Regions from separate parts of the Homo sapiens genome. Here all the other regions are linked to region 1. A link is a contact called in ENCODE Hi-C or POLR2A ChIA-PET data. All regions are on one chromosome and are shown on one strand. Each heading gives the region's core, a stretch centred on a gene start or an enhancer-like site at or near the end of the contact. The rest is flanking DNA. Distances are from core to core; before and after follow the strand shown.

Evidence for each region. A loop is a pair of places that touch in the nucleus more often than their neighbours do. ChIA-PET counts read pairs that join two places held with the same protein, here RNA polymerase II (POLR2A). Pooled maps may share reads with other maps.
Region 2: a map of CD8-positive, alpha-beta T cell shows a loop between it and region 1 (7-fold over the local background). The contact joins the promoter of GLS here to the promoter of ZC3H15 in region 1. A Hi-C loop is called at or near these places in 1 of 168 maps with a recorded cell type or tissue (CD8-positive, alpha-beta T cell), 2 of 37 single-sample maps with no recorded cell type and 11 of 50 pooled maps.
Region 3: a loop to region 1 is called in a map of CD4-positive, alpha-beta memory T cell, with 7 times the contacts of the local background. The contact joins the promoter of NCKAP1 here to the promoter of ZC3H15 in region 1. A Hi-C loop is called at or near these places in 3 of 168 maps with a recorded cell type or tissue (CD4-positive, alpha-beta memory T cell, K562 and naive thymus-derived CD4-positive, alpha-beta T cell) and 15 of 50 pooled maps.
Region 4: a map of CD8-positive, alpha-beta T cell shows a loop between it and region 1 (31-fold over the local background). The contact joins the promoter of NUP35 here to the promoter of ZC3H15 in region 1. A Hi-C loop is called at or near these places in 6 of 168 maps with a recorded cell type or tissue (CD4-positive, alpha-beta T cell, CD4-positive, alpha-beta memory T cell, CD8-positive, alpha-beta T cell and 1 more) and 15 of 50 pooled maps. POLR2A ChIA-PET finds 5 or more read pairs at or near these places in 5 of 52 experiments (MCF 10A, OCI-LY7, T-cell and 2 more).
Region 5: a loop to region 1 is called in a map of naive thymus-derived CD4-positive, alpha-beta T cell, with 16 times the contacts of the local background. The contact joins the promoter of PMS1 here to the promoter of ZC3H15 in region 1. A Hi-C loop is called at or near these places in 2 of 168 maps with a recorded cell type or tissue (CD8-positive, alpha-beta T cell and naive thymus-derived CD4-positive, alpha-beta T cell) and 15 of 50 pooled maps.

What each region holds. Positions count from the first base shown.
Region 1 is chr2:186,483,246-186,488,291 of GRCh38, forward strand. ZC3H15 (zinc finger CCCH-type containing 15) reads left to right here and starts at 3,015. Exons shown (of 10, transcript NM_018471.3): 1 at 3,015-3,212. The coding sequence starts at 3,138. It overlaps LOC105373785 (a long non-coding RNA gene), which reads right to left and starts at 2,755. Exons shown (of 2, transcript XR_001739147.3): 1 at 2,555-2,755. RefSeq lists an enhancer at 2,645-3,124.
Region 2 is chr2:190,878,800-190,883,845 of GRCh38, forward strand. It overlaps GLS (glutaminase), which reads left to right and starts at 2,022. Exons shown (of 18, transcript NM_014905.5): 1 at 2,022-2,671. The coding sequence starts at 2,286. It overlaps LOC124906110 (a long non-coding RNA gene), which reads right to left and starts at 3,189. Exons shown (of 2, transcript XR_007087791.1): 1 at 3,114-3,189; 2 at 1-2,769. RefSeq lists enhancers at 1,410-1,549, 2,946-4,145, 3,310-3,499 and silencers at 1,820-2,079, 2,420-2,479, 2,530-2,619, 2,680-2,989.
Region 3 is chr2:183,035,324-183,040,369 of GRCh38, forward strand. NCKAP1 (NCK associated protein 1) reads right to left here and starts at 3,134. Exons shown (of 31, transcript NM_013436.5): 1 at 2,669-3,134. The coding sequence starts at 2,776. RefSeq lists silencers at 2,554-2,673, 2,734-3,323, 3,056-3,707.
Region 4 is chr2:183,121,757-183,126,802 of GRCh38, forward strand. It overlaps NUP35 (nucleoporin 35), which reads left to right and starts at 2,687. Exons shown (of 9, transcript NM_138285.5): 1 at 2,687-2,741. The coding sequence starts at 2,702. LOC124907917 (a long non-coding RNA gene) reads right to left here and starts at 3,201. Exons shown (of 2, transcript XR_007087331.1): 1 at 3,037-3,201; 2 at 2,161-2,951. RefSeq lists an enhancer at 2,737-3,505.
Region 5 is chr2:189,781,774-189,786,819 of GRCh38, forward strand. PMS1 (PMS1 homolog 1, mismatch repair system component) reads left to right here and starts at 2,677. Exons shown (of 13, transcript NM_000534.5): 1 at 2,677-2,820. ORMDL1 (ORMDL sphingolipid biosynthesis regulator 1) reads right to left here and starts at 2,566. Exons shown (of 5, transcript NM_016467.5): 1 at 2,496-2,566; 2 at 1,241-1,350; 3 at 649-829. The coding sequence starts at 822. RefSeq lists enhancers at 1,853-2,739, 2,025-2,104, 2,195-2,254, 2,265-2,494, 3,045-3,094 and a silencer at 2,635-2,684.

The sequences.
Region 1 (5,046 bases), core at 1,765-4,264:
TTTGTAATATCTTAATTCAGAGGGAAAAAAGTCTTAAAGGAGACTGACTATATGTCAGAATTTTGAAGCATTCACTATTTAAATCAAAATACTTCCTAATATGTACTGCCTTAACCCATAAAACAGATCAGCAATTTATATGGCCAAATGAGTCCTATCTTTATGACAAAAATTTACTTAGATAAACTAGTAGTCTTGTCTCTGCCCACCACCCCATAGCACAGTTTGGTCTATTATCAATCAGAGTCTGTCTTAGTTTACTAGGGCTGCAATAACAAAGTACCACAGACTGGGTGGCTTAAAAAACAGAAATTTATTTTCTCATAGTTTTGGGTGCTAGTAGGCTGAGATCAAGGTGTCAGCATGTTTGGTTTCTTCCAAGGCTTCTCTCTTGGCTTGCAGATGGCCACCTTCTAGCTATGTCTTCAAATATGTTTATGGAAATATTGTTCACAGAATCTATAGGAAGCCTGGAAAATCAGGCTTGGGAAATAAAAGAAGCAAGAAATAATAGCAAAGAATGAAGTAAGGACTTGTATGGATCTTGCCACACTGGCCTGCCGCCACTGGACTGGTAATACCATACATGCACTCTAATGCCCTGAAAAATTCCTACACTTTGAGTCTTTGTCTTGTTTTCTTGAGATTAAAAGCCTGAGACATAGGGCTTCCTTCCTATACAGAAGGACATTAGAATGCTGGATAGCAAACAATAATTTCTATTCAGTACAAAATCTACTGCCTTAATCTATTACATCTGATACATTCCAATAAATGTAAAGTTATCCAAATGGCTATATCCAAGGCAGTAAATTCACAGCCTGTCTACCAAATCGAAGCAGTCAGGTTTGACAGTTTTTCTTTTAGTTCTTTTACGGTGGGCATTTACCTCAGGTTTAACACTGTTCCCACAACTTCCTAATGTATTTCACTCATCCTGACGCTCAAGTTTATAGCCCTGCTTTCTTGGGTATATGAATTGTAACCCTTGGACTATGCCTTCTAAGCACTGTTTTGTGAAAGTTTCGTTTGAATTGTAAGGTCAATAAAAATAGCAGTAGAAGACATAAAAGTCCCAGCCCTGCTACCATTTGCTATTTGAGACCAGGAAAAACCATGTACCTTATTTCAAAAAGTAGTGAATTCAATGAGTTGGACTTCCTTATTTCTAAAATGTATGAAGAAATAGTGTACGAGGGAGAGTGCTATAAGAGCATGTACTATATTCAGAAATGTGTATTTTCCACTTGAGGCAAGAAAGGATCTTTGTTCTCTACCTGGGCTACACTTCAGAGGAAAAAACCGAAAGCAAAGGTCAGGAGACAGAAGAAGTTATGAACCATGAAACTGGAGCCATTATCATAACATTATGAGACTCTAGATTCTTTGTAACTTCCCCATATTTGTTACTTATAATTCATTTGCCTCATAATAATAATCAGTAAAATTACTCAAAATCAAAGGCCCAAAGGGCATCTTTGGGGCACTAAAAGTAGGAAGTTAAGACAACTACATTCCATATGCAAACAAAGTCTCAAAGGAGACGATCCCCAAATAATCAAATGGATAATAATACTGAGTAAAGAGGGGGCTGGCTGCATCCCTCCATCCTCTGACAAGAACTATGACAATTACAAAAAATAAAGATGAAAATATGTAAAAGGGGGGGAGCCCATTAACCTGCCAATATGAGCCCAAATGAAAAAAAGTGTGTCAACATACACCTGCCATTCTCGACACAATTCTTTTTAGTAGCTATCACATTTCTTCTACACACACACATACACACACAAAACATACTTGGGGTTCCTTGACATTATCTTACGTAGAAAATTACTAAGCAAATAATCAATTTGACTAAGTAGGGGGGCTTATCGTTTTCTCCCTATTCAAATTAATGAAAAAGATAAAAAAACTTTTATCTATAAAGATGATTCTTGGTTCCACAATGCTTCTTAACAGAAATAGTTTAAACAATAATCATTTTAAAAAATAACAGCTAAGCATTGTACATTTTTAAAAAATAGTATTTTCGTTTGTACAAATATCAATGGGTCCCATTCATCATTCAAGTACCTTTTCAAACAGGATCTAAGTTTGTAATGTTAGGTAATAGGCATATAGGCTGAAGCCGGACTGCCAAGATTACAATTGCTGGCTCTGTCCTTAATATAACTTTGGGCATCTTTCTTCCTTTCTCTGCTTCATCTATAAAACGAAAACAGTAACAACTCCCACCTAAGTGTCGTTGTGATAACTAAATGAAATAGTGTGTGTAATGTGCCAAGGAATTTCTGGAGCTACCAAGCACTTAAACTAAGTTCTAACTAAGTTTGGTTACTTTCACGTTATAAAGGAATTTTTAGGAATCACCTAGGCACTCTCCTAAAGTCTCAAAATAACTTAATACAGTACTTCTAAGGAGTTCAAGTGCCTCCTTATCTGGGACGCCATCTCAGATGCTCTTCAAATGAAAGGGACCCTGCAAATGAAAGTTAACTTTTTCCATTTTTTAAATAATCCTTCGCAGGAATCTGAAGCACGCGACACTCACGGGCCATTCAGCTCCGCCTCTCCAGGGAACAAGAAGGTTAACTGAGTAACGTGGTCACGGAGCAACCCCGAGTCGCTGCGGCTGCTTAGTAGTCACTCAGGATGGGGATGGTACAGGGGACCATTAACTGGCCCGGCAGGAAAAGTTTCCCGGTGAGGTGACGATGGACAAGAGTCGCCCCATCGTAAGCGAAAGTGGACTGAGAGGAAGCACAAACGCATGGACTCAACCAGCTCGCCCAGATTCACCCTCAGGCCTTTTGCCATCTGAAAAGGGCCTATCGGATGCGCGACATCACGAGTGACGCGTAGTCATTTTCCCACGTCCCGTCCCTGCCCCCTCCTAGTGGGACGCAGTGGGCGCGCACGCGCAGCTCCGCTTCCGGGAGCCGCTCCTCGCTACCCACTATGCTCTGCGACATCGACCTGTCGCAAAGGCCGCGTTTGCGGGGCCAATGAGCGACTCGCTTTCCGTGCGGTGCGGCGAGTGAGGCCCCGGTCTTCCTCCTCGTCCTGCCGCAGGGCCAGAACCCCTGACGGTATTCAGCTGCGCGTAAGTCTGGCCGGTGCCATCTGTCTCCGCAATGCCCCCCAAGAAACAGGCTCAGGCCGGGGGCAGCAAAAAGGCGGAGCAAAAAAAGAAGGAGAAGATTATCGAAGTGAGTACCCACCCCTCCCCCACTCACGCCGCGAGCCCTCCGGAAAGCCACTTCCCCGCTCCGGGCTTCCCTGGGAGCCGGCTCGCTTCCTCGGGCCACGTGTTCCTCCCTTAGGCCTGTGTGGCCCACTGCCCCTTCTCCAGCCCCTGATGACGCTAGCTCTCTCATTACTATAGTGACGCTGCTGGCGCCCCCGCACCTGGGCTTTGCCTCTCCGCCCACACGCCCGTGTTCACCCACCCATGCACCCGGGTGCGAAATGACCCCTCGGGACTGGCACAGGGTTTTATCCTTCGCTAGTCCTCTCAGAATTGAGGAGATTTTCCAAGGTTATGTGTGAAGAAATACGCTGAACGGTCTCGGGCCAGCGTCTTTCTGGAAGACCGACTCATGACGAGTCTTTGTGTTCGTTATTTCTTTACCCGTCACCCAGGGATGGTACTGTTAGTTCTTTTGAACCAACAAATTACGACTTGGTGGCTTTTTCGATCCACCTCTGAAATGTTTAAAGTCCCATAAAGAATGGAAGGACTTTCCGTCACAACCCAGGGTCTTGAACGCAGAGCTTGGTACTTACATTCTGAAGTGGATTAAATAGGATAACGCCTTAAAAGAGATTAGGTTTCAGTGTCACTAATTGTGTGAAGTCCCGTAACCCAGTTTGAGATATATGTGTGTGTGTGCGCGTGTATATATGTATACATCTATGTGTGTGTATATGTGTATATATGTGTGTGTATATATATTCGTTTAACACATTGAGCCTGTAGCCCTTTAATGGCCAAGGAACGCTATTGACGTTCTTACATGTTGTGCACTTGTTTTCCAACAACTGAATTGAGTTTCCTTAAAAGATGAACCATATTTGACATTACGTAAACATACCATACAGACCCCAACGAGGTATTTCTTCCCTCGATTTCTGCTATTAATCCTCCTCATAATTAAATAGGACCTCTTGTACTTTGGATATAATTAGAAAAAGCCATGACCATTTTACCGCATAAGGTGTAAAGTCTGCTCATTGGATTTAAGAAAATGCTTAAGAATTTTGCTATACTTGGCCAGGTTCCAACTTTGGAGGAGAACTGGTATTCTTATTGCCAATTTGTACAGTTTAAAACTGTCATGAAGTACTATAGCCAGACACTTAAAAACAAAATATTACCTTCACATCTGTGTTTTCTATTACCTTATTTGAACAATCTGGATTCGTGGCACTTAGGTAAATTTCAGGGGTTGCTGATCGGATGGCATTCACTTTTATGAAAACCAAGGACATTTTAGGGATGTCGTTTTCCTCGAGATTGGACCCTGATACGAAGTAAAACTCCCATTGAAATTAAATGTTATGTAATAATTTAGACAATTTAAATTATACTTCATGCATTGTAGAGCTTTCTCTATATCTAATTGTTTTATTTTTAATTAGTAGGACTAGTATTCTTATTTTAAGGAATTATGTGTGAAAGTTGTTTATAGTATCCATCAACTTTTAAAATGATGCATATGTTATGATTCTAGTCATCTTGTGACGAAATTATTTTTTAGCTAAAGAGAAAGCAATTTTAGTTTCAATAATGAAGGTATCTCCAAAGAAAAATGCAAAATAAGACAACTGCACTTTTTAACTAAAAATATTAACAACAACAAAGTGGTGAAATTAAGCCCGATTTTGTGTTTTCTACATTTAATATATATTATTTTTTTAATTTATTTTTTGTTGAGGTATAACTTATGTAAAATAAAATGTACAGGTTCTAGATGTATAGTTCTATGTGTTTTGAGGAATTTATTCACCCAGGTAGCTGCCACCCTAATTAAGACTTGAAAC
Region 2 (5,046 bases), core at 772-3,271, 4.4 Mb after region 1:
TCTAGAAAATAATCTGTTACTAGGTTAGCTTTCTTATTTGTTAAGTGAACTATAAAGCCTTTAAACCTTTAAATATCTAAAACAATTTTCATAAGAAACTCAGAGAAATTAAGGGAGAAACTGAGAGGAAAACAGTAACTGGATTGTCAGTTGCTTTGTGTTGTTGAGAAAAAAGAGGCAGTTAAAATTGATAACTAATTGCAGCTAATATATTGGACAATATTAAAGTCTGCAAGTCATTAACAAGTCAGGGTTAGGCAGGGGTAATATTTGTTACCTTTCCTCTGAAACTTGATGTCTCTATTCCTGAATATATCATTACTTTGATTCATCAACATTTTTGGACAAGTAACATTAGTAATAAAAGCTATCTAAGTACTTTCCCATTGTCCTGCTTTTTTTTTTTTAAATAAAAAAGGTGACTATGTTTTACACATGATAGTTTTTTCCATGTTCTTCTGGTTAAAGAGCAGATAGAAAAAAAAAACTTAAAACACGGCAAGGCTGTAACATGCCAAAGGTCACATAACCTGTAGGTACAGCCAGATTTCCTAATTATTAATCTATTGAAATATTTTACAGTTCACTAGATTACTAAATCCGGTTATCAATTAATGATGCACCTGACATACACCCTTCTAGTTTCATAAAAATCACCTCATTAGGCCGGGCGTGGTGGCTCACGCCTGTAATCCCAGCAATTTGGGAGGCCCAGGGGGTGCAGATCCCTCGAAACCAGCCTGGGCAACCTGGCGAAACCCCGTCTCTACCAAAAATACAAAAAAAAAAAAAAAAAAAAGCAGGTGCTGGCTGAGGTGGGAGGATCACCGGGGCCCCTGAGTTCAAGGCTGCAGTAAGCCGTGATCGCGCCACTGCACTTCAGCCTGGGCGACAGAGTGAGACCCTTTCTCAAAACGAACACACACAACAACACAGTAACAACACACCAACCCCCAAAACATCTTATTAAACTCTGTGGATCTACTCCATTTAAACCTAATTGTTTCAGGAAATAGTCTAAAAACATTTTTTTGTCCTGGAATGTAATGTGTATGTAGCCTCAGGGAATAACTCAGTTTATCAGGTTCTTGGCTGTTTTTCCACAGGTCCAAAAGGATAAATGGATAAAGTGATGCTGAAATAACTTAGAGAACCCGTATTCCAACGCTTCTATTTTAAAACAGTGAAGCAGTTTTTAAAATAGAAAAGTATCTACAGTTTTGCTTTCAAGCAAATAGCGTTAACGGAATCATTGCTATTCAAAACTATTTTTGAAGTATCGGTGTACATTTAAAAAAAATAATTTTTAAAAAAGAAAGCTGTCGTATTCTGGATTCCGCAACCCCCCCACCCCGCCTCGCCACTCGTCGCCCTCCCTCCACCTCCACCCTCCCATGGCTTAAGTCGCATAGCTGAAAGGATTTTGCTCATTTTTTCCAAAACACTTCACGTCTGGGTAGTAGCCAATCATGGAAAGTTTCAAGCAAATGTTACATTTGGGAGAGGGATGAAGCTTGTCCGGGGCTGCTCTCGGAGGAGTCGCCAGACGCCCTGACCTGGGGGCCAGATGCGAGCTGGGATCGGCTGAGTTCCGACAGCTCGGCCAGACTCAGCCCTGCCAAACCTGCTGACCTCACTGCCCTCGGCTGCGGGGGATCTCGCCCATGAGTCTCCCCAACAGCTCGAATTCCCAGAGTGGAGGAGCCCACTGCTTCATAAATGCGAGAACCCAGAGCCCCTAGTACCCAACTAGGCTAGCCTCGGAGTTGGCACGGCGTGCAGAAAGTGGCTACTGAGCAGCCGGGCCTGGCTCACCCGCTTCACACGTCAGTTTGACTCCTCTCCCCGCCCCCCACCAATCCCCCGCCCTACTCTCCGCGCACCCAGAGCCGAGAGAAATTTGACTGCCCTAATCGCCAATCAAAAGAGAGGTCGAGGATTTGAGCCAATCGCAGCGGGCGAAAGGGGCGGGCCGTCGGCGAGCGCTGAAGGTCTCTAGCCCTCCCCTGCGCTTTAGCCTCAGTGCGGAGCCTTAGGCGGAGCGAAGAGAACCGGTCGCGGCAATCCTAGCGCGCAGCAGCAGCAGCAGCAGCAGCAGCAGCAGCAGCAGCAGCAGCAGCACCCGCATCCGCTGCGGGAGTCCGAGCCGGAACCACACCCAAGTAGCTGCCCTTTCCTCTTCTGTCATCTCACCGCCCCACCACAGACCGCGTTCCCCGAGGAAACCGGCCGCCCACGCCCGGAGCATCCTCCCCTGTTGAGCGGGCGCTGACGGACCCGGCGGCATGATGCGGCTGCGAGGCTCGGGGATGCTGCGGGACCTGCTCCTGCGGTCGCCCGCCGGCGTGAGCGCGACTCTGCGGCGGGCACAGCCCTTGGTCACCCTGTGCCGGCGTCCCCGAGGCGGGGGACGGCCGGCCGCGGGCCCGGCTGCCGCCGCGCGACTCCACCCGTGGTGGGGCGGGGGCGGCTGGCCGGCGGAGCCCCTCGCGCGGGGCCTGTCCAGCTCTCCTTCGGAGATCTTGCAGGAGCTGGGCAAGGGGAGCACGCATCCGCAGCCCGGGGTGTCGCCACCCGCTGCCCCGGCGGCGCCCGGCCCCAAGGACGGCCCCGGGGAGACGGACGCGTTTGGCAACAGCGAGGGCAAAGAGCTGGTGGCCTCAGGTGAAAAGTGAGTGTCTCCGCGAGGCGCAGGAGGCCTCGTTCCTTTCGGGGCCCGGGCTCAGGCTGTGTGGGGCCCTGCGGTGGGGCGGGATAGGAGCCGAGGGTCTAGAAAAGAGAAAGAAAGAGGTGCCGGGCGGCCTGCGCCGTCTGCGCCATGTGATTAGGCCCGGCCCCGCCCGCGCCTTCCCCGCCCGCAACCCTCCGCCAGGCACCCACTTCCCTTCTCCGCCCCCGGCGGGGGTCGCCCTGGTGGGGCCGCGGTGGGGCCTGATGGGCTCGCCTGGCGTCCCCAGCGCCAGAGAGGCCGCTCCCCTGCCCGCGCTGCGTGCTCAGCTCCCTGGCTTGCGGCTGCAGCGCCTGGCCGCCCGCCCCAGCCATTCGTGGGCGATGCTGCACGAACATCTCCACCGAGTGACATTTAGGAGTTGGGCGTTCAGCAGAGCCTTTACCTTCCTGACTTGTCGCTTTTCCTGGCTCGTTTCCGCTCTGCCTGCCCTCCCTTGGTTTCTGCCATCATCCGGTTGGAAGCCAGATGTGACAGAGAGCTCTTTATATTTCGGGAGTGGCTACCTCAGGCACGTGTAGAGCCATCTGGGGCACCGGAAACAATGTTTCAGAAGTGAGATTAGGAGGAATCCGGTCATGTGGCCGAGAAGATGGGGCACGCAGTATAGACCACCTGTTTGCATAAGGGACCAGCTTTGGCTTGTCAGGTCTTCCGTGAGATGGGGAGATTTTTAGAAATAAAAGTTAAATAGCCAAGATGAAATGTGACGTAATACACTAACTCAGTGAAAAATCTGAGTTGAGTAGGTTTTGTGACTTCATTGTGATAGGATGTTGACTCATCCTGTATGTGTACGGCACAGTAGTTTAGTCTTAAAGCAAAACTGGTTTTTCTTAAACAATATGCAAAGCAGTCTCCTATATATTTTTGTCTTGTGTAATACAAATGGACCACTTTGTTTTCCCAAAATGGGTAAAAATTTACGGATCTGCTTTCATTATACCTTACTCTTTTTCTGGCTTTGTACGCTGACACTCTAACCTGTTTTGCTTCCCTTTTATTTCTGCTGCTATTTCCAGCTCTAGAGTTCCTTAAGTCAAACTGAAAGTGAGAACATTGTTATAATTTCAATCTCACGCCTGCTTGATGTTTTCCTGTAATTGAAGTTGGGACCTTCCAGAAACTTTTCTAAAGTTCTTCTCCCAGACTGAAAAAGATTATTTGAAAAAAATCACTTGATGATGGGCGAAATTTGTGGTATTTTGTGATGTTGGTTTTGTGCCACAAAATAGCGTCCTGACCATGGACAGGTTATTTAATATCTTGGGTTAGATGACTTAAATCCTTTCAAGTTCTAAAAAGCTATACTTCTGTTAAATTTGTACTTCTCTCATGTTTTAGGGACTAGAATGATAATTTAATCTCATCTGGGACTCACTTTTACTTTAACATCATCCGGTTTACCAAGGAAGTAACGAGTTTACATGCAAGTGCCCAAGGTACAGAATTGCAAAATGCAGTCACAACCGTTTAAAAGTTCATCTTAAAGGCTACAAGATGGGAACTGCATTCTAGTAAAATTATGTCTTCAGGTCTGTGTCTCTGCAGTGGCTCTAGTGCCTCTCTTTTTTTTCCTCTTTTGTCAAACAGGAAATTGAGCTTCTTCTGTGATTCACTTGTCCAGAAGTTTCTGGTTTCATTGCCTTTTTAATAAAAAATCACCTTTTAGCAAGGGCCTCAAGGTTGTGAAGAAAGTTTTTTAATTTGGTTAAAGTTTCTATTTCCTTAATGATCTGGTTTCCAAATGTAGCTTTCCCTCTTTGGCTCCTTTCATTTTGCCTTTATGTGACAAACATTTCTCTTATCCTGGGAGGTAAGCTCCCAGTTGATCCTGTTATCCTTTCTAATGCTTAGCCTGCAAAGCATAGGTCATCCCTCAGTCAGCAGTCCACCTGGTATGCTAGCACTCACTCAGGACTGTGCCAGATTTTATGTAGTATTATTAAAAGAAATAACCATGAGAAAATTAAATTAACATTTTGTAAAAGGCTTAGAACAATATTTGGCGTGTGTTAAATGACACATAACTATTTATTAAATAAATGAGAAAACATTGCTTCTTCATTATTGTAAAGCCTGTTAAAGAGATTGGCCTTGGAATTTCAGGCTTGCACATGAAGGTTTTTAATTTTTTTAGTTTCCACAAAAATGTTTATCTTGAGAAATTGCTATACATCTGTCTTATATGAAACTATGTGAGTTGCACTGTTTACCTTTTGCTCTGCTGATAAATAAGTTCAGAGTAAATTTAATGCTTAACCACACCAATTTCATCAGTTCACATGGCTGGGATATCTGCGTTTCCTCCTTTCCTT
Region 3 (5,046 bases), core at 1,884-4,383, 3.4 Mb before region 1:
CCTAATAAGCGCCAAAGCATATTACTGACAATAATAAGTTATTTTACTTAACTATTTTTCATTGTATATGTTCACTAAAATATCATTTCCACTGTATACTTCCAATTGAAACAGAGTAATTAGATCTGGTAGACAATCTAATGCACATGCATTAATGAAAATGTGATAATTGATTGGCAAACATGTATTATGAGGTGGAAGGTTTTTTTTTTAAGACTAGAAGAGGTTGAGATTGAAAAGAGTATGTGGTTTATAATGCAGTAAGAATGCAGACAGCATGAACCTAATAAACACATGGTGAACAGATCTTACTCACTTCTTTGGCAAGATATTTGAACAAATGTTTCAATTCCTAGCCAGCTGGGAAGATATGCCAGACTCACAGACAATTCTATAGGCTGAAAGATCCAAAATCTTATCTGATTCATTTACATGCAAAATTACACAAAGGGAGCAAACCCAAGGGTATTATTATTAAAACTAGAGCACACAGGTTTTGAGAGAGAGGAGGGAAGTAATTCATTCATTTCAACCTGGCCTAACTGAAGGCCTCGAGTATCAGATAAGGCCCTAAATACTCTAGTATTTCAAAAATTACACTGTCCCTGCCCAGAGAAAATTCACACTCAAGCAAGGTAAGCAATGTATTTCTTAAGAAACTAAAAATATAAGGCAAGTGCTAAAATATGACGTTTCAATAAATCAAAATATTTGACATGGATATAATAATGATCACATTCAATGCATTTTAACTTTCACAAGTTCAATAATACAAGAGGCTGAAGCTTCCCAAAACAGGAAGTGAAAAAAACAGTGCTTTTGAGAAAAGGCAATGAACTGGAATTATTAGAGTTCAAATGCCCAGAATTTCATTTAATCTTATTTATGAAGGTGGGATATTAAAGTTTGATTGCATTTATCCTACAAAAATGTTTAATAAATGCTTAGAAAAGGTATTTTGCCCAAATACCCAAATCACTTTTGATGTTACTCTCACTTCCTCTTTTAGAAACCATCATAACCATTTCCTTTAAACCACAATACCACAGGTCTAGTAACTTTTATAATATTTGACTTGTTCATTTTTGGACAAAATTCATATAGGAATCAATTTCCAAGTTTTTTAAGCAGCACAATCTCCCCGAACAGTTCAGGTCAATGCAACCTCTAAGTAATACTATTTAAAACTGAATTATTCCTAACCTATATAAATTTATAACCTAGGCTCCTTGGTAAATGCAGAGGGGCTTCTTTGTCATGACACTGAGCTCCTGCCACATAAAAGGTAACAAACTGAGTAAGCATGTTGCAGTTACTCTCCAGATAGCACTGGGTTTAGAGTAATAAAGCCTTGCAATTAGGTGAGCAACCAGACTTTGTCCTTATCCAAAATTTATCATCATTAAACCAGGACACTCTTTAGAATTAGTGTCTACATCAAATTGTAAAAAATAAATCAATTTTACACTCAAACGCTTGGAAATGAATTTCCAAAGAAAAAAAAAAAAACCTTTCTTCAGAAGCCCTCTCAACCTACAATCTATTGCTATGATTAAACTAAACGGTAACATTCACGATATATTAAAAAGCCAACAAATAGTTATGAAGGTATGACATCAAAGACACATTGGAAACTCGATGGATCTAAATTTTCCAAATATCTCTTTTTCTCTTTATCAAATTGTTTAAAACTTACCAACCTTGCCTTAAGGGGAGAGATTTTGTTGTTTTGTCCTACGATAATGAATGTAATTATTTGTTCTATCTTTACATGGACTTTTCTAAACTTCCAGTGGTCTTCCACTCCTTACTGTACTGAGGACATGTAAAAGCCTTTAAATGGGCCTATTAGCTATAGTTGCTCAAATTATCAGACTATGCTATAAATCAGCAGCAATTGCAACATTTTTACGGTTTTTATTTTGTACAGACACCGAACTTTAAGAAATGGTATTGGAAAATCTAACATGAGGAGGAGTACAGGGGAAAGAGTAGAAGGTTGTTATTCCAGTTCTAGTGACTCACAGCCTAGAAGTATTTCAGAAAATTGGTTCCACCCTCACTTCCCCCTCCTCTCCACCTTCAAAATGAAATAATCCCAAATCGTCAACACACTCTCAATGGCTTTTTATTTAGCAATCTAAAATAAAGTGGCAAAGTGGAGGGGATACGGGATTCATCCAATCAGCCCTTCTCTACCCACATTCCCACACCAAAAAATGGGGATGTGGGGTGTAATCCCTGTTCACTGCTGCCATCTCCGTAAGAATATGGAACACTCAAGTTTTCCTACCCACCTAGAATTTCGCCCACCCACCACCCTCCCTTTCCTATGGGCCCCATCATGGGGGCGGGGGCGCCGAGGAGGGGACAGCTCCCGGCTCCCAGCGGCGCCCCCACCCCGTGCGAGGCCCAGCGCCCGATCCCGCCGCCGGGAGCCGGGAAATGGCTTCTCTGCCTTCGGCCGGCCGGCGAACCACAGGGAGAGGCGCCCGGGACTCCGCATTAGGCCGCGGCGCATCCAGGCGACCCCGGGCCGGGCCTCGGGCGGCGACGCCGAGATTTCTACACCCGGCGCCTCCTGCCGCCCCCACCCCACGGCCTCCCTTGCCCTTCATCCCTCCCGGGCCCGCCCGCCTCCGCCGCGGCCTCCCCGGCCCGTGCGCACCTTCTTGATGTTGTAGAGGCGGGTGAGCATGCCGACGCCCCGGTCGTTGAGGATGGTGAGCTTCTCCGCCAGCTTCTGCTGACTGGGCTGCAGCACTGAGCGCGACATGGTGGTGCTGGTGCCGCCGCCGCCGCCGGCCGCCTCGCGCCCAGTCACGGGCCCGCGGCCTTCGCAGCAGCCTCTCTCGGGCCTCCTCCCCTCCCGCCCGCGACCTCCGCCTTAGGAGAGCGCGCCCATGGCCCTCGCGCCCCAATCCCGCGCCGGCGACAGAGCGAGCCGCGGCGGACTCCTCGGAGCCCCTTCTCCCGCAGCAGCCCGCGCCCCGGCAGCCTCCTGCCTTCCGCCCGCCGCCCTTCCGCCCCCACCCCCGGCGCTCTCCGCCCCAGCCCCCAACGAGCCGCCTTCCCCGGCTGCTCCACTAGGTGTGGCGGCGGCGGCGGCGGCGGCGGCGTCTCCGGCGGCTGAGAACGAGGCCGCTTCCCGCAGCCCCGGACGGGCCCTCGGTCACCTGATCGGCAGCGCCGGCGCCCCCGCGAGGCCGGACGGGGAACTGCGGCCGACGGGCCCTCGGCATGGCCTCGCCGCCGCCGCTCTGGCCCTGGCCCTGGCCCGGACCGCCCACTACGCCTGATGCCGGGATGGGAGTCCCAAGCGGGGACTGAGTGGGGTCGCGTTGTGTGCTCTTTCCACTTCGCCCCACACCCCACTCCTTCAAGTTCCCAAAAGTTGCTTTTCCGCACCACCCTTCTAAAGAAACCGGCAGAAACTCTGCTGGGAGGCGGGGTGTTTTCCAGGCGAGTTTCGCTTAAGAGTGGGCTGGTGGCTCCAAGCGCTTTTTCCTCCCACTGCTTGACAGGCGCTCGCCGCAGAACACAGCAGATGTTGTGCTCCGCGAGGTGGGGATCGCCTCTGCCAGCCTCCCCAGCCCATCCTCAGTCTCCCCGCCTGGAACCAGTTTGTGAGAGAGGAGGTCGGAAGTGAGGGTAACTCAAGTCCTTGAGATAATCACAATCTAGACTTTGTCGGCGAGGAGCACCCATCCGGAGGAGACGCAGTAGGTCCTGGCATGTGGAAGGCAAAAAATAAATGTTTGTTCAATGCCTAAAGGAACCGCTCCCATTTTTTTACAGCCTCCACCCTAAATCCCACTTCTTCTTGGAAACATTCTTCTTTGCCATCTCATTTTTCCTGATCAATTTCTTCTTAGCGACACTCCAAGGCTACTCCCTTGTCAAATGTATTAGACATGATTCCAAAAGTGAACTAACTGAGGACTTACGTAATTGAGGTGAGAAACTTCAGCCAAGAGGACTCAGGCCTCTAATATTTTTGGCTTTGCCTTTTCTCGATATGTTAATTTTTTATATTATATTCATTAATTTTAAGTCAGTAACAAAATGTCCCGCCACATTCAATAAGACATTCTAAGAGTAATAAGCCATCACTGGATTTATCAAAACTCTTTAAGAAAAGGAAATTGTAATGAATAGCTTTAAAATATTTTTTAAAGCTACTATATCTACTATTCGTAAAGAAATCTTCATTTTAATATTCCAACAAGAAAGAAGGAGTGGACTGAATGGATTTAATCTAAGGGGCATTTAAAAGAGTCCTGTTCCCACCAAAAGAAGTCATAATCATACCTGCCAGTGTGCCTGAAATTCTATATACAAAGCTGCAGTACCTTGAATGAATGCTTTGTACCTAGAGAGTCTTAAGAATACAAACACTTCAGAGAGATCATCTGTCGAGCTATTACTAGTCATTAACTGGTCAAGGAATTTAATTTATCTGGTTACTTCTCAGCCTGATAGTTAACATTTTAATTTAGAGGAGGCAAGGTTGTGGGGCCTGGAATAGTAAGGGCAGACCTGAGAAGGGGAGGCTGCGAGGAGGGGTTTGGGGTAGCCAGATAAGAAAATTTAAAAATGTTGAACATTGGGGAAATATGTGCTCCTTTAGGGAGACTACAAATAACTAAGTCTAGACGCAGAATTACAGAGTGCTACCAATAAAAGATTGTCTCATTTTCTAGTTTTTAAAAACTGCTGTATAGGGAGAACAAGAAAATGGCACTGTATTATAAATTTGAACACAACTCTTACTCCCCAAGAAAAACTATCATGTTGCCATATAAACTTGAATACTAGTAGCTGCTTATAACTCAGGAAGTACCCAATAGGAGAACGCTGTAGATAGTAGTCTCATTATTCAATATTTATTGTCACTAATTCATAGACATACTGGCCCTAGACTGTAATGAAATGTATATATTTGCGTAAAAGAGATTAGATGTAGATGAATTACAATTTTTGTCTTTCTCTACATTTTGCATTAAAAAGAACAAGTGTACGGGAATTTTTCTTAAACTTTTTAAC
Region 4 (5,046 bases), core at 1,437-3,936, 3.4 Mb before region 1:
AGGTTGCAGTGGAGTGCCAGAGCTGAGATCGTGTCACTGCACTCCAGCCTGGTGACAGAGCGAGACTACATCTCAAAATAAATAAATAAATAAATAAAATAGCAATAACACCTGTCATCAACCACAAAATTGTATAAAATAAGTTAAAGGCCATTCTTTTTATTATTATTATTATTATACTTTAAGTTCTAGGGTACATGTGCACAACGTGCAGGTTTGTTACATATGTATACATGTGTAAAGGCCATTCTTAAATCCTCCAATTTACAAACCCTTTTCTACTTTACTGTTAATAGTTTGGTGCAAATCTTTTTCTTTTTCTTTTCTTTTTTTTTTTTGGACACAGAGTCTCGCTCTGTCGCCAGGCTGGAGTGCAGTGGCATGGTCTTGGCTCACTGCAACCTCCACCTCCTGGGTTCAAGCGATTCTCCTGCCTCAGCCTCCCAAGTAGCTGGGATTACAGGCATGTGCCACCATGCCCGGATAATTTTTGTATTTTTTAGTAGAGATGGGGTTTCACCATGTTGGCCAGGCTGGTCTGGAACTCCTGACCTCGTGATCCGCCCGCCTTGGCCTCCCAAAGTGCTGGGATTACAGGCATGAGCCACCATGCCCGGCTGGTGCAAATCTTTTTCAACATCTTCTTTTATTTAAAGAAGTATCACTCTTTTCTCTTTCTCTGCATCTGTTCCTAAATAAACCCGTTATTAAATAAAAATGGTGCCGTATATGCATGCATGTTTTCAAATTACTTTTTTTCATTATATCTATCACAGAGGTCTTTCTAGGTTAATATTTACACTCATATCAAATCCATCTAATTCATTTTAGTTGTTGTATAGTGTTCTTTTGTTTGGCTAGATCATAATTTGTATAGAAATTTCTTTTTTATTTTGTAGAGAAGTGGGGTCTCACTATCTCAAACTCCTGGACTCAAGTGATCAACCCCTCAGCCTCCCAAGGTGCTGGGATTGCAGGTGTGAGCCACCACATCTAGCCTCAATGTGTGTAGAAATTTATACATTGATATACCTTTCTTGGTAGCTTAATTCTAAAAAGTGGATTGCCCTGTGTTGTGGGCTGACTACTCCCCAAAGATATCCATACACTAAGCTTTAGAATCTGTGAATGTTACCTTATATGGCAAAAGGTATTTTGAAGATGTGATTATTAACTTAATCACCTCTACTGAATATTGAAATAGTAAGATTATCCTGGATTACCTGGGTGGGTCCTAAATGTCATCACAAGGCTATGTGATGGCAGAAGCTGAACAAAGCAGTGTCAGACAGACCAAAGATGCTACATCGTTGGCTTTGAAAAAGCAGGAAGGTGGCACAAGCTAAGAAATATAAGTGGCTTCTAGAAGCTTGAAAAAGCAAGGTAATAGATTCTCCCCTGGAGCCTCCAGAAGAAAATAGTCCTTCTGGTACTTTGATTTTAGCCCTACAATACTCATTTTGGATTTTTGGCCTCCAGAACTGTAAGAGATACATTTGTGCTGGTTTAGTTAACCGAGCTTGTGGTACTCCAATGTGACTTTATCTGAACTTTATTACATCTGCAAAGACCCGATTTCCAAATAAGGTCATATTCATAAGTATGAGGGTTAGGACTTGAACATAAATTTTTGAGGGACACAATTCAATTCACACACCCATTTTCAAAAAGTCAATTCGATCTGTGAGTGGTTTTAAAATTTGATTTCTGTGAACCTACCATTTAATTCTGGAATTGTTACTGCCTCATTCCAAAGACAAAATTCTTCCTCCATTTGAGATTTTAGGAAGTCCTAGAAGAAATAGCTGAGCATGGGTGGATATTTTGGAAATAATCCTCATGGTATGGAGCAGAGAACGTCCCCAGTTATACATATGTAGCACATTATTTTATAAAGTTAGTATTTGAGCAAAACTAAACAATATATTTTTACACACACATATGCAGAATATGTGTATGTGATTTACGTATGACTATGCCCTAAAGAAAAGCAGCAAAGTGAGGGGACGTGGACGGCAGGGATGGCACATGCAGAAGCACGCAAGATTCCGCGGTGTGGAGGGTTCGTGGGTGCGTATAATTATCTTCCATTATTTACATGTGTACTTTATGCGTTCGTTAGCTATATTTTTGTATGTTTTAATATGCAACAAAACGGCGTATGAGTTACGCTTTAATGTAAAATTGTCTACATAACACAAAATTTAAAAGAAATGGCATACGGATAGTAGAAAACATGCTTTGAGGAAAAAGCGTCATGTACTAAGTCCAGAAATCGACATTGCAAAGAGGCACCAACTGTTTTCATCAAGCTGACTTTTCCAGGTGCTACTCAGAAAAGCTGACCGATGATAGAGCACTGGGTCAACTCACGCTAATTATGAAACCGTGAGTAAAATAATCTGTGCTTCTATGTAACTTAAGTACCCACAAATCAGGAAGCATTCCCGGATGAAAAGCATTCACAGAACCATACGCTGGTTCGCCACCTTCCCGGTGCAAAAACCCTTTCCTCGGAAATTCTCAGCGCAAAGACTTTGCCCTATTCCAAAATGGCTCCGGCGCCTACAACTTAAGCATAGCGCAGGTCCGGAAGTTACGCAACCCCATAAGGTAGCACGCCGTTACCCGTGGGGAGCGTTTCCGCCATTTTTGAAAATTAATTGGGAAGGTACTGGTTTTAAGTGTAGTTGCCGACGCAATGGCAGCCTTTGCAGTGGAACCTCAGGGGCCCGCGTTAGGTGAGTGAAATATTGCTTTTCCTTGCTGGCACTGCCATCCATGCTCTGGGCCTGGAGGCGGGCAAGACTGAAAGGCAGTCGTCAGGCTCTCGTCTGCTGGTTTCAGTCGCGGAGAGGGAATCCTTGGGTGCCCCCAAGTTCATAGTCGGTCCCCTACTCGACGCGTCGCCTCCATACTGCTACAAAGGTGGCGCCGGGAAGCTGAGGGCCCTGGGAGGGTGAAGAAAAGGCCGTCTGGCGGTGACTGAGCTGTGTTTGTGCCCCCACACGCCAGCCACGTTAGACTGGCCCATACCTTAACCTCCTTCTGATACCCGAGACGCGATGCTGGTTGCTGGATTCCCAGCTGGTTGCTGGTCCCCAGAAGCATCCCTGGGAGGAACTGACCGCGGTACACGTGGGTGGGCGGTGCCCTGAAGTGTGTGGGTGCAGTCCACTGCTTCTTGATCACCGGTGCTTCCAGTTCCTGTTTTGACTCCTCTCTCCCGGGCTTTGCCAAAGGAATCTTGTTATTAATGGAAGCTTGAATCGTGCAACATTTAATCAACCGTGTGGTTGGTAATCATTGAGATATTGACCTTAACAGCAAGCTAGGAGTTCGCACGATATTTCCCGCCTTTATTTGGGGAAAGTGACTCTTAAGTATTGTAGGAGGTATTTTTCTCTAGTAAGTCACGATCTGAATTTTTTTAAAGATTCATTCCCATTATTCATTGCGGAGCCTCGTTGAAATATGTCGTCTTTGAAAAAAATCTACCACTTTAACAGCACGCGGATTTCTTTTTTTCCTGCTGAGTTTTGCGACTTGTGAGAATCGTCGAAAATTTTAGAACGGAAAATAAACCGTCTTACTGTCATAGAGACTTACCTGAAAAGTTAGGTTATAACTTTCTGAGCTTGGAAAAGAGAGCAAATGTAATATATATGGTGTGGAAAGAGTCTTTAGATTTGAAGGGTATGTAATGCTTGCCATGTTTGGTGTAAAATAAGTTCTTTTTGAGAATAGAGTAACTTGAACTACTTTAGTCTGTCATAAAAAAACTAAATGCATAATGTCAATAATGCAGATACTCTGCATTAAAATTTATATATAGATGTCGTCTTGGTATTTATTTTTAATGTATTTTAGAGATCAAAAACTCTTCATTTCCAGTTCCAAATTTTTCTATTCAACAAAAACATTTTGGAGTGCATATTTATTGGGGTTACAAATGTGAGTAAACCAATCCCTGTATATTGCCTTGCCAGAAATCTGACATTAGCCAGTATTAATGTTTAAGTCCACATTTTGCAGATATTCCAGGTGCCCACTGGTGTAGTAAAACTAAGGGTTGACTTCAACAAACTGCTAGCTGAGTACGTATCTTTTGGGAGCACAGAATATGAAATGGAATTGAGGACATGCAGCATCTTTTCCTTAAGTTTGCTTTAAGTGAAATTTAGCCTGAGGGGTGGTTGGTGACAGTCCTGATTAAGAGCCCATTGTGCCCTCCTTCCTGTCTGGTGCTTTCTTTTTTCTTTTCCTTCCTTCTTCCCTCTCTCCCTCCCTCCCTTCCTCTTTTTTGACACAGCCGTGTCACCTGGGCTGGAGTGCAGTCGTGCAGTCTCAGCTCACTGCAACCTCCCCCTCCGGGCTCAAGCAATCCTCCCACCTCAGCCTCCCAGGGGCTGGGACCACAGTGTGCCGCCACTCCCAGCTACTTATTGTATTTTTGGTAGAGACAAGGTTTCGCCATTTTGTCCAGACTGGTCTCGAACTGAGCTCGAGCGATCCACCTGCCTCGGCCTCCCAAAATCCTGGGATTAGAGGCTTGCGCCTTCTACTGTGTCTGTATGTATCCAGATACATCAGAACTTTTCTTAAGCCAATTCTTACTTTATTTTGCTATAATTTTTTTTTCTTTTAGGGAGGGGGAGTGAATGTAGTGAATGTTACCAAAAACTTTGCGTTTAATATGGTATTCTGAATATCTGTTAAGAATATGCTTTTGTTTAGACTTTTGGTTTGATTTTAGTGGATCTTCTTACGAAATATTTCTACAGTGCCATGTAACATAGTAACTAGCACTTTATAAAATAATTACAATGTAATTAGAGTTTTTCACACCTTGTTTTAGCATTTGCTTTATCCATTTATTGAATTTGTTTTTTTTTTTGTCTTTTATACACTTGTATTGTTAATATCTAGGCCTAATATAATGGGAAATAAGAGGAAGACTAAATAGTTGGCAGCTTTCGGATATTAAGAAACAGATTGTTAAGGCCATCTAGAAGTTAAGTAATAGTTAATAAAAAACCATACAAA
Region 5 (5,046 bases), core at 1,427-3,926, 3.3 Mb after region 1:
TATATACTAAAAACTACTAAACTATACACTTTAAATGGGTGGATTTTATTGCATGTGAATTATATCTCAAAAAAGCTGTTAAAAAAACTAAGTTGTATACAACACAAAACCTTAAGCTTCTTTAAAAACTATGTTTAAACACACATGTCATAAAGTTTACCATCTTAGACACTTTTTTTTTTTTTTTGAGACGAAATCTCACTCTGTCACCTAGGCTGGAGTACAGTGGAATGATCTCGGCTCATTGCAACCTCTGCCTCCCAGGTTCAAGCGATTCTCCTGCCTCAGCCTCCCGAGTAGCTGGGACTACAGGCATGCGCCACCATGCCCGGCTAATTTTTGTATTTTTAGTAGAGATGAGGTTTCACCATGTTGGCCAGGCTGGTCTTGAACTCCTGACCTTGTGATCTGCCTGCCTTGGCCTCCCAAAGTGCTGGGACTTTAAATGTACAGTTGAGTGGTATTAAAAACATTCATATTGTTGTGCAATCATCACCATTACCATCCACATCCAGAACTCTCTTCATCTTGCAAAACCAAAAACTCTGTACCCATTAAGCAATAACTTTCCATTCCTTCCTCCCCTTAATTTCCGGCAACCACTAAACTTAAAACTTTTAAGTGTTTAGTATAATGTGAAATTCTTACCAGATTATGTATAATATTTGTTAAAGTCCAAGCAACAGGAACACTGAAGAAGGGAATGCTGAGTAAGACAATATGAAGCAAGCCAACTCCCAATGCATATGTCAGCCACATACCCCGGCTGTTCATGACACGGGTATTTGGATTCACTTCACTGTGGGCAACTCCAACGTTCATGTTTGCTCTGTAGGAAGTAATGAAATGAATCAACACTGATACAACTGGCAACCTAACACCCCCAATTCTGACATGACAAGGTACCTGTGTTGCGAGGATTATTTTTTCCTAGTTACTTTGAAGTAGCACACAAACACCATCCAAAATATGCTACTTGTAGATGCTGATGACAGCAGTAAAGAATCTTCAGCATTTGACTTTAGGGTAAGACAAGACTTGTTATTATGGTTCTATTTGAAAAAATAGTTACAATGCCTTTCCAAAAGTTTGTTTTCTAGCATGTTGTTTTACTGAATAGGAAAATTCAAACTGAAAGAGAAAACCTACATTTTCTTATATCATGAGAGCAAAGTGAAAAGCCAAAAGCTAAATTTACCAACATAATAAATTTATATTAAAAAGAAAAAGCAGAACTCACCGAGCCAGTGTGTCAAGTAGTCAGACTCTTATATTTGACTTAATGTATCCATAAAGAATGGTCAGAGTTCAGATCACTTCTTTCTGAATACTCAATGTGGAAGGTACATGCTGTTGACATAATGTGGTGTAAAATTTACATGGTCAAGGGATAATGTTTGTTTCTCAATTTTGTGATTAAACTAGGTGAAAATAAGGAGTCTTCTGAATATTTCTCTAGTCAAATCAAAAACTTCAGTTTTCTTTCTTCTTTTTAAAAAAGGTTTTCCCTTCTCCTTTCCATTGAAGATGGACTCCAAAGGAAGAATTGATAATAGTTCTCAGTTCTTTTAATGATGGTGTTTACTTGAGACTAAGAATTGCTTAAAATAAAACTGTCCTGAAGAACACCTATCATCCGACGGAGGGGGAAAACGAGGCTAGATTATATTTGGAACAGCTGTGATTTTAAAATACACAAACGCTTGTATTACGGAGTTAGCATACAGAGAGGAATTTCTCATAACCCCTTCCAGCAAATGTTTCCGGAGTATAATGCTCCTTCCGCTCTAGAGACCCATAGAACAGGCATCAAGGGTTAAGGGGACGAAAAGTTAGTTACACTAAGACCGCTAAAGCCTCCAATTTATATGTGTAAATCTTTCGTCTAAACACCCATGATTTATCATACATTAAACTATTATGTCATACTTAGAACATGCCAACACTCAAGATAGTTTTCCCACGTTCCACAGGATGGAGGCCTGAAATTTACATCTCAGCTGGAAGGCAAAGCTGGTGCGGTACTCATCCTATTCCAACCAGAAAACCTTTTCCCAGCAGGTTTGCCGCGCTGCCCACGACTGGCAAACAATGACCTTACAGACCGTGAAGAGGCTGTTGGCTCTGCCCTCGCCGGTGCCTCCGAAGACGGCGACCCGCAGCGGCCCCTCAGGGGAGTCCCCCCTGCTAGACCGACAGCCCGAGCGCTCTGGGCCAGAGAAAACTCAGCAAAAGCCGCCGCTGCTACCACCTCAGCGCCTCCCCCAACCCGCCCCTTCCTTCTCGCGGCCGCACGTCACGTCAGGACCCTGGCAAGACAACGAGGATTTGCGTAGGGGGCGAGCCTCTGAGGCCACTTGGCTCTTACGGCCACGCAGGGCGCCGCAGATGCAGCCGGAGCCCGCTTTTCCCTCTCAGGACGACCCCTAGGCCGCCAGCAGTTCCCTACCGACGAAGGCGACTGTACAGCGTCCACCGCGTTCGTGCCCACTTACCCGCCGCCCCACTCCGGGCCGCCGGCTCGCAGCAGGACCAGCCCGGCTGCTACGGCCGCGGATACACGCCCTCAGGCCCGGCGCTGCGCAGCTTGCGGAAGCTTTCCCGGACAGACTCGCTGCCAGCGGATTGGCTGCGAGCAGCGCCAATCTCACGTTGCCCCCGGGCGAGGCGGGACTCAGTGCCGCGCTCTCTGCACCCGCTCTGCCGCGCGCGTGCGTGCTGGGTGCGGGTGCGGGTGCGGGGTTGGGCCTGCGCATCGGGTGAGACGCTGGCTGCTTGCGGCTAGTGGATGGTAATTGCCTGCCTCGCGCTAGCAGGAAGGTAGTGTGGTGTGACTAACGGGTATTTATTATATCCTCGATGGCTCGAGGGCCCCGTCCCCTCTACTCGTCCTGGTCCGGGCGCGAACGCTATAGGGCAGCTAAGGGCGCTCCCCGCGGGGCGGGAAGCGAAGCCGGGCTTGCGGGCGCGCACACGTGGAACGCGTTTTCTGAGCAGGTCTGGGCTCCGGGGTGTTCTGGCTTGGTCTTTGTTGCGTCCCATTCCCCAGACCCTTCTGGGTGGAGGACTTAAAATTTGTTTTCCAGGCAGCAGATTTAACCCATGGCAACTGTAACTCATCTTGTGTGAGTGGCGGTTTATAGTATTGTATCCTGTGGCATCATACAAGGGGTGCAAGTTAAACTCTTTAAAGTTAATCACGATTTTTGCTCTTGGCCTTCTGGGTTTATCCGTACGCCGAAGACAGGCACCTGTATTACATGCTAAGGAAATGTGAATACCAAAAATTGATCCTGAGGAAAGTCTTGATTAGGTTTTTTTGGAATCGCCTTTGAAATGTAATTTCCCTCACCTTGGCAGTGCAGAAAGTTTGTGATTTTTATTGCCGAAATAGCTTTCAACATTTTGAAATTGACTTAAGAGAATGTTGGCTGTGTATGTCTGTATCTTGCATTTCTGTTGGCTTTGTGAACCTAATTGTTTTGGATTTAGTCTGATCTTTAAATAAATGATTTCTTTGTGTTCTCTCTAATGGAAGTCTGTGAGTTCTCTGATCTTTACTTCTTTTTTAGGCACACCTGTTGTCCTTAACTGACTTTCCGGGTCATCAGCACTTCTTCAGAAGTGTTCCTTTTCCCTCCCAGCAAATATGGAAGACTGACTATCCTGATATTCCCAGACATTCTTTGCTGTGATTTGTAAGCCCGATATAAACCCTTCCATTTGGTACACATATGGTATAGAGTGCTATATTCCAGGGGCTATGCTAGCGATGTGTGATTGATATAAAACCCCTGTCCTCAAAGAACTCTGAGTCAGGAGCAACAGACAGAAACACATATTAATAGAGTAACTTGTGATGAGGTTAATTAGAAATGAGGTAAAGGGGGACTGCAGGGGAAGGAATACCTAATCTGTTGGCAGGTGAAGGAAAGGAGGCTGCAGCAGGGAAGAAAGGCTTGAAGAGTTGATACTGAACTAAATCTGGAAGGATGATTAGAAGTCAGCTGAGAGAGAACCATGTGAGCTGAGGAAGGAGTGAGTGTCACCATGTTAAGAGAGACAAGTTGGCTGGGCACGGTGGCTCACACCTGTAATCCCAGCACTTTGGGAGGCCAAGGCGGGCGGATCACCTGAGGTCAGGAGTTCGAGACCAGCCTGGCCAACATGGTGAAACCCTGTCTCTACTAAAAATACGAAAATTAGCCGGGCGTGGTAGTGCGCTCCTGTAATCCCAGCTACTTGCAGGGCTGGGACAGGAGAATTGCTTGAACCTGGGAGGCAGAGGTTGCAGTGAGCCAAAATCGCTGCACTCTGGCCTGGGCAACAAAGTGAGACCCTGTCACAAAAAATAAAAAATAAAAAAAGACGAGCTGTGCAGTATGATCGCCCTAGAGCACATTTGGGCAACGATGGGATGACTGGGAGAGGAGGCAAAAATCCAGTTGTTAAGAAGTTTGTACTTAACCTGGTTGGCAATTGGAAACCTTTATAAAAATTTTAAGTGGGGCAGCAACATGATGAAATTTAAATACAGAAAGAACCCTATAGGTGGTTGAGATTCGAGTCAAAATATCAATTAGGTGGTTATTGCAGTAGTTCAGGAGAGAAAGGCCGAATGGAGGCAGTACAAAGAGGAGAGGACTAGTTTGGGAAACATTTAGATAGTAGGAGAGAGATGACTGGGTGGCAGGATGTAGAGAGCGAGTAGAATTTCTAGGATGACTTCAAGGTTTCTAATTTTGCTTTATGTGCTTGGATGGAAGGTGTTTGAGAGCATGGCCTTTGGAGTCAAACATGCCAAGGTGTGCATCTGCCACTTAATAGTTTTGTGATCTTGAGCAAGTTACCATGCCTTTAAATCCTATTTGGTGATAAAGGATGATAGAATACGTAGAGTTGTTGTGAGGATTAAATAGGATAATATATATAAAATTCTCATGTTGGCTATTACTTTTATTATCAAACAAGAAATATAGGAAGAAAGTTGATTAGAGGCCAGTCGTGGTGGCTCACGCCTGTAATCCCAGCACTTTGGGAGGCCGA